Linked DNA regions of Homo sapiens: region 2 is linked to region 1. A link is an interaction called in ENCODE POLR2A ChIA-PET data of the cell type or tissue named here. Cell type or tissue: GM12878. All regions are shown on one strand.

Region 1 (4,000 bases):
CTCTGCGTGTCTTACAGCCTGCCATGGTCCTGCCAGACTGACGTCTCCTTCCTCCCCTGGCCGAATGTTCTCCTCCAGCCTCTGGGTTCCAGCACCCTGACCTGTGTTTGCCAGAATTCACACCCAAGCCTCTGCCTCCTGGTCCAGGACTCCTGGGGTCACTGGAGAGAAAGACTGTGTGTGTACCTCTGTCCAGGTGCCCTATGTCCCGGGGGCACGCAGTGTGAGGCCAACAGGAGCCACTCAGGAAAGGCCAGCCCTGTTCTGCTGGGAAGACAGATATCCCCAGCAGAGGCCCCTGACACGAGGCTCCTGTCCTGTGTGCTGCTGGCCCATGGGGGCTCCTGACCCGAGACCCCTCTGCTGATGACCTTAAGTCACTGTCAACAAGGCCGCTGTTTCCTGAGCCCCTATTCAGAGAAAGGAATCTGACATGTTTTCTCTGGTCCTTCATCATCCTTGCCAGGTAGGGGGAAAGTATGGCGCCACTTTACAGATGTGGAGACTGAGGCCAGAGAGGTGAAGTCCCCTGCCTAAGGTGACCTGTCCCCTCCCCAACAAAGCCTGCAGACTCCAGATGTTGACCTCCAAGGTCAGCCAGAGGCCAGTGGCTACCTGAGCCTGGACCTCCTTCCCTGGGGTTGTTCTGGCTTCAAGGTCCCAAGCCCAGCTGCAGGGATCGGAGATGGGGTTGCTTCTCACAGGTCTACTCCCCAAATCCTTCAGGGGCCAAGACCAGTGTGGGTAGGGGGAGGGGAGAGGGCCAGTGTTTCCCAAAGGTCGGGCTTCCAAGCCCTCTCTGCGGCTCTTATTAAGGCAGATCTCCAAGCCGCAACCCTGGAGGTTCAGAAAACCTAGAGTGAGATCCTAAAATCTACCCTTTTGTTTGTTTGTTTGTTGTTTTTTTTCCGAGACTGAATCTCACTGTGTGGCCCAGGCTGGAGTGCAGTGGCGCAATCACAGCTCACCACAACCTCCACTTCCCGGGTTCAAGCGATTCTCCTGCCTCAGCCTCCTGAGTAGCTGAGATTACAGGCTTGCGCCACCATGCCCGGCTCATTTTTTGTATTTTTAGTAGAGATGGGGTTTCGCCATATTGGCCAGGCTGATCTCAAACTCCTGACTTCAAGTGATCTACCCACCTCGGCCTCCCAAAGTGCTGGGATTACAGGTGTGAGCCACTGTGCCCGGCCTAAAATCTACCTTTCAACCAGGTGTCTCTGCCGCAGCCAGTTTTAAAACCAAGATGAGTTCTCTGTGCAACCCTCAGGCCCTCTGCCCACCCCTCAGATTCAGGAAGCTGACCCCACAGAGGGCCGTCTGGGCCACGTGTAGAGGGAGGGTGCTTTCTTCCAAGGAGGGAATAATAGGGCTTCATATGTGGCCCCAGCATCTGTATCCTCAGCCCTCTGCCCCATGTGGACAGGTCAGGAGGGATGGAAGTGACCCTGTATTTATAGAGCCACCTCCAGATGGCAGGAGCTGAGGATATTTCTGGAGGAACCTCCAACCCAGTGGCTGAGAATGACAGTTGGTCCTGACTGGGGATTCCACGGGGGTTTTCCCATGACTCCAGGAACCCCAACTCAACAGACACCAACAGCTGGTGATTCTTAGGGTCAGAGAAAAAGCCCCTAAATGTTCTGCAACGGCTTCTTCCCTCCAGCTGCCCTCCTGCCTCCTTCCTCCCAATATCCCCTTCCCAGGCTGCTGGGGCCCCGCTGGGAGTGGGCCTCTCCGTTCACCCTTCTGGGCAGGAAGAGCTCACAGGCCTTTCTAGAAAACCAGGCCTTGGTGGTTTAGATCTTTACAATTCAAAGGGTGGTCCAGGGAGCAGCAGCATCAGCTTCTCCCACGGGCTCTCAGAAATGCAGGATCTCAGCCGGATGTGGTGGCTCACGGCTGTAATTCCAGCCTTTTGGGAGGCTGAAGCAGGCAGATCACTTGAGGTCAGGAGTTCGAGACCAGCCTGGCCAACATGGTGAAACCCTGTCTCTACTAAAAACACAAAAATTAGCCAGGCGTGGTGGTATGTTCCTGTAGTCCCAGCTACTTAAGGGGCTGAGGCACAAGAATCACTTGAACCCAGGAGGTGGAGGTTGCAGTGAGCTGAGATCTAGCCACTGACTCCATCTCAAGAAAGAAAGAAAGGAAGGAAGGAAGGAGAAAAGAAAAGAAAGGAAGGAAAGAAAGGAAGAAAGAATCTCAGCCCCTGCCCAGACCCCCAGACCCCCAGAACGCTGAGTCAGCATCCAGCTTCTAAGCCAACCCCAGGAGATTCATTTGCAGATTGAGGGGTCAGAAGCACTCATTTAAATCACTGGTTCTTTACCTTGCAGCCCAACACCTGGGAGCTTTAAAAGCACTGGTATAGGGTCCCATCCCCAGAGAGCCTGATTTAATTGGTCCATAACACAATCTGGGCAGTGTGTCTTTTAGAAGCTATCCAAATCGCAGCAGAGTTTGGCAAATATATATACATATACATATATATATATATATATATATATATATATATATATATATATATATACATACACACACACATATATACACATTGTATATATATAAATCTTGGTTCCTGAAGATCGCATAGTAGAGGCTGGGTGCAGTGGTTCATGCCTGTAATCCCAGCTCTTTGGGAGGCCAAGGTGGGTGGATCACCTGCGGTCAGGAGTTGGAGACCAGCCTGGCCAACATGGTGAAACCCCCTCTCTACTAAAAATACAAAATACAAAAATTACCCGGGTTGATGTCAGGCGCCTGTAATACCAGCTACCTGGGAGGCTGAGGCAGGAGAATTGCAGGAACCCGGGAGGCAGGGGTTGCAGTGAGCCGAGATCGCACCATTGCACTCCAGCCTGGGTGACAAGAGGGAAACTCCATCTCAAAAAAAAAAAAAAAGAGAAATGGCATAGGAGAAAGCACTTTCCCTCCACACACACCTGGCAGGCCCTTGTGGGGTCAGCTTAGGGAATTGGGGTGGGGGCGGAGGACAGAAAGCCTGGAACCCAGGCCCAGGATCAGAGATGAGACAGCTCCTGCCTCCACCTCCGCCCATGGAGACCAGCAGTGGGGAAAATGTGTCAGGGGCTTGTGGCCCAGGAGCCCTCTTTGGGGTCACCAGGGGCAGGGGACACGTACCTATTGTCCATGGTGGGAGGGCAAAGGGCAGGGTCACTGGCTTTGGCATCTCGATGCTCAGCCCTCTGTCCGTGGGTGGGGGATCAGGACAGGGAGAGGGCACGCAGGAGAGGAGAGTCACTGTGTCCTGGGCCAGGAAAGACCCTCAGGTGACAAGTTTTCTTTCCTGGGAGGTACCCAGGAAGACTTTCACTTCAAGAAACACTACTATTACTGTCAATAATAGTATTAATACTACTAATAACTTTGCGCTTAATAAGTGCCTGGCACGGCGATGCACGCAGATCTCACTGTGGTTCTGAAGCTGTGGCTATAGCAGCGCCACCCCTTAAAAGGCAGGTGAGGCCGGGTGTGGTGGCTCACTCCTGTAATCCCAACACTTTGGGAGGCTGAGGCAGGAGGATGGCTTGAACCTCGGTGTTCAAGACTAGCCGGGGCGACATAGTGAGACCCTCCTCTCTACAAAAATAAAAATTTAGCTAGGTGTGGTGGTGCAGCCTGTGGTCCCAGCTTTTCGGGAGGCTGAGGCGGGAGGACTGCTTGAGCCCTGGAGTTTGAGGCCACAGTGAGCTACGATGGCACCAGTGCTCTCCAGCCTAGGTGCAGAGAATGTTCCCAACAATCTCTGCACGCAAGAAATTCCCAGGAACCTTGTGAAAAGCAGATTCTCAGGCCCGGCCCGGGGGATGTGGAAGGCCTGGAGTGGGGCCCTAGAATCTGCCTTCCCCACCCCACCCCCCAAAAAAGAACACAGCAGGGCCCATCCTAACTGCATTTTGTCGTGGGGGGTGGGGGCGCGGGGAAGGCAGATTCTAGGGCCCCACTCCAGGCCTTCCACATCCCCCGGGCCGGGCCT
Region 2 (4,000 bases), 66 kb before region 1:
TTTTGAATTGCTGTTGGCCCCCCAGCACCCCGGCGAGGGAAGGCGTGGGTGGCAAGACAATTTCTCCTTTTGAGGAGCCATGTGGGGGCAGGGCAGAGGCGCGGTCTGTGTCTTTTTGGTAAATGGGCAGTATTTTTAGAAGGTCCTCTTTGAAACTGTGCTTCCCCCTGGGCCACCACCTTCCACATCCAACTCGAGAAAATATTCCTGATCTTTTTGCCATCAAAAGTCCTTTTTGGGGTTTATTTTCATCCCCACTTCACACTGCATGCAGGATTTGAAAGGCTAAGTGTAGACACTAAACAGGTGTCTGAAATAACAATTCACCTCTCTCTCCCCCGAGGGAAATCAGGTGTCGCCACAATGTTCTAACTCAGACTTAAACTATCTGAAGATCAGTGCATGCATCTCTTCTGGGAACAGCATAACGTTCCATCTCAGCTGGTGGGAGATGAATGGAGCTCAGATGGTGAGCTTTGGGGTGAAATTTCCCAACTTTCAGGTTATCCCTACCTACCAACGCACTACAATCTGGGTAAGTTCATTTTTTAAACCACTTGGAGCCTCAGTTTCCTTATCTGTAAAGTGGGGGATAATAATTGGCAACTCATAGGATTAGGGGAGTTAAGTTGCATGGAGCCCTTAGAAAGGGGACTGGCGACCAGTAAGTGCTCAATGAACAGTAGCTTAAGGCAGCACAACTTCTGCATGGTGAGTACAATATGCGTGATGACCATTTTTATTATTAATGTGCTTCTTACCTCTGTGAGAGTGACCAGGGGAGATTTCTCTGTGTCTGGGGCTGTGCTAGATGCCTTGCATTTACTATTCTGTTTCAACTGTTAACGGCAACTCTGGGAGATTGTTGTTATTATAGCCATTTTACAGACGCAGGCGCTGAGATTACGTCCAGTTCATTAGATGTTTTCTTCCCAGAGGCGGGGAGTCTATCTTTGAGGGTCTAAGGAGGCACTGAAAGGGAGAAGAAGGCTCTTTTGCTACCCCTAAAAGCCTCCAGCACTGCTCTGAACTGTGATTAAAGAGCATGAGAAGGAGGCCAGGGGTGGTGGCTCACGCCTATAATCCTAGCACTTTGAGAGGCCGAGGCTGGCGGATTACTTGAGGTCAGGAGTTCAAGACCAGCCTGACCAGCATGGTGAAACCCCGTCTCTGCAAAAATACAAAAATGAGCTGGGCGTGGTGGTGGGTGCCTATAATCCCAGCTACTTGGGAGGCTGAGGCAGGAAAATTGCTTGAACCTGGGAGGCGGAGGTTGCAGTGAGCCGAGATCACGCCACTGCACTCCAGCCTCGGTGACAGAGCAAGACTCTGTCTCAGACAAAAAAAAAAAAAGCTTGAGAAGGAATACTTCCCTACTCTTGACCATGAACTTCTCCTCCTGAGGAATAATGGGAAGACCTCTGAACTGTGTGCCTAGAGACATGGTTTGAGTTTCTGCTCTGCCTTTGATCCTGAGTACATTACCTTAGCCCTCTGAGCCTCCGTTTCAACGAGTGTTGGAGCCCCTTCAATTGAGTCTTTTTGAGATTCTGATTCCTCGTTGCCTGGCAGTCTTCTCCTTTTCCTTTCCCCCAAGGCCCCCCCCAACACCAACCTGCTCCCCAACCTCATGACAAGCTGCTTCCGGGGGCCAAATGGTGTTGGGAAGCCAGGGGCCTAGGAATGCCTATCTACCATGACCAGACCCCAAACAGCTTCTTTGTGGGGGTAGTAGCTCAAATGAGTTCCGCTTTTGCTCATGCACCCTGTAGTCCTCCAGATAAACTCTAAGAAACATCTCTCACTTTTCCCCTCTAAAGCTGTAAAACAATGATTCACTGAGCACCCCGTAAGAAAGTCACTGAGCTCAGTTCCTTACTGGCCCCAAAGAGGTTTACCACACAGTCCCTGCCAAAGAGGCTTGCAATGTAGACCCAGATGATATTTTAGGAGAGAGACAAAACATAATAATAGCATAGTGGTTAAGGGTGCAGGCTCTGGGTTCAAATCTTAGTTCCACACTTGCTGTGTGACTTTGCAAATGTTACTCAACCTCTCTGAGTCACAGAATCGACTGCATTTTGTTGGCACAGTGCTTATGTCACTGGGTTGTTGTGACTTACCTAAAGTGACTTAGCGAGTAAGTGGTACTAAGATGTAAACTCCAAAAATAAAACAGCAAAGTGACACTTGATACTGTACAACTGGCAAAAGTTAGACATCTGGGAAATGCCAAGTGTTGGTTACACGGGTTTGTGGGAATGTAGATGGATGGGGCCGCTCTGGAGAACGACCTGGCATCATGTAGAATATCTAAGGATATGTAGATCCTACCACCTGGCAATTCAGCTCTTGGGTCTATATATCCTGAAGAAATGTTCCCACAACTCCCCAGGAGAACCCATCTGAGGATGGTTACTGCTGTGTTATTTGTGGTGACAGAGAGTTGGAGGTCACCTAGGTGTCCATCACTGGGGGTGTGGACAGGTGAAAAGTAACCCCTGCACTCCATAGAGAACAATGTCCGTGATTAGAAGCAAAGATCAAATGCATCAGAAGCAAGGCAAGTAGATCCTAAAAACATAGTACAGAATGCAAAAGTAAGAAACTGTGGCCAGGCGTGGTGACTCGCACCTGTAATTCCAGCACTTTGGGAGGCCGAGGCGGGTGGATCACCTGAGGTCAGGAGTTTGAGACCAGCCTGGCCAAGGTGGTAAAACCCCATCTCTACTAAAAATAGAAAACTCAGCCTGGGTGACAGAGTGAGACTCCATCTAAAAAAAAAAAAAAAAGGCAAAACATGTTTTATAAGAGCACATACAAACAGAAAGATACACCTGAAATGCATTAGAATGGGCACCCAGTATGGGAAATAGGGACATTAATGAAGAGAAAACCCTCATGTGAACCAAAGATCATAGTGTACCATGACCTGGGCTGCACTGGGCAGTTAATCGAAGGTTTAAAGGCCCAGGGGTTGAAAAGAAAAGAAACAAAGGAGGATTCATGGGGTGAGGTTGGTACCTCTATGGCTCACCAACAATAGGGCCTGCACAGAGCCTGGTACCTATAGATGTTCACAAAGAAACAAACCTCTGCTCTTGCCACCCCACAGGCTGTCTGGTGATGGCTTGATTTGTGCCCAAGAGCCCAGGGTCCTGGGGAAGAGATAGGAACATGCTGGACTTGGAGCAGGATGGGGGAGGAGCTGGATGTAGAGGAAGAAGCCCCTCACTCTCCAGCCTGCTGTTTGCAAACCAAGTGTAGATATCCCAGGAGAACGAGACAGAGAGAGGACTTAAGAGAAACTACTGGTCTCACTCAAGACTTTCACTTCCTGGAGTGGCACGAGGAGGTCACAGGAGACGGAGAGGAAACTAAGGCATGTAGCAACACTGCAATGCTCAGGGGCTTATGGGCCTGGAAACAGTTGCAGGATCTGATCATTTGTCCTCAAGGCAGGGAGACTAGAAGACGTGCGTGCATGTGCCTGCATGCATGTGTGTGCATGTGTATGTGTGTAATGGGGGCAGGAGGTCAGATGAGCTTCGTGTCAGGAGAGGTCTGGAGATATTGCTATTGGTTGGCTCTAAATCCCCTTTCTGACCTGCAAGCTCCTCAGCTGTGCCACAGGGGCTTGGCTGCAAAATCAAAAGTTGAATCCAGTCGATAGGCCTATTTGTTTTGTTTCCCAAGCCAATATAAGTGTGTGTGTGTCTAAATCACCATCACAATGTCTCTATATAGAGTACACACAATTGTTACCAGAGGCCCCACTACTCCCTATTGCCTTCTGCCTGGACACATTTTACATCATTATGGCCCCTTTGGTATTTGGATTTGCCACCCTTGGCTTGGAGGCCCTTGCAGGTCCCAAGATAATGGCTTGGGAGGGATGGGTGACTGGGGCAGGGAGAGGCAGGATTCAATTATGTCCTGTCCTGCAATGGAATTGAGGTGTACAGTAGGGTCTTTTTCTACAGAGGGTCTTGGAGGGGAC

What was found. ChIA-PET counts read pairs that join two places held together with the same protein. Peaks named below come from ENCODE experiments on the same cell type or tissue, not always from the same donor. Only the 100,000 strongest peaks of a DNase experiment are listed, where the experiment ranks them.
Region 2: POLR2A ChIA-PET joins it to region 1 with 5 read pairs; 4 of 35 experiments call an interaction of 5 or more read pairs at or near these places.

The regions. Positions count from the first base shown.
Region 1 is chr16:10,818,988-10,822,987 of GRCh38, reverse strand. No RefSeq gene overlaps it. Among named protein-coding and RNA genes, the nearest start is that of TVP23A, 2.2 kb to the right of the region's middle. RefSeq lists an enhancer at 1,447-1,656. In GM12878, a CTCF peak has its summit at 1,474 (motif pointing right); a DNase peak (open chromatin) is centred at 1,607; H3K27ac peaks cover 1,689 bases.
Region 2 is chr16:10,884,850-10,888,849 of GRCh38, reverse strand. All of the region lies in intron 1 of CIITA (class II major histocompatibility complex transactivator), which reads right to left. Among named protein-coding and RNA genes, the nearest start is that of CIITA, 9.6 kb to the right of the region's middle. RefSeq lists an enhancer at 1,454-1,573. In GM12878, no CTCF peak of the experiment used is centred here; no DNase peak of the experiment used is centred here; H3K4me3 peaks cover 3,914 bases; H3K27ac peaks cover 3,860 bases.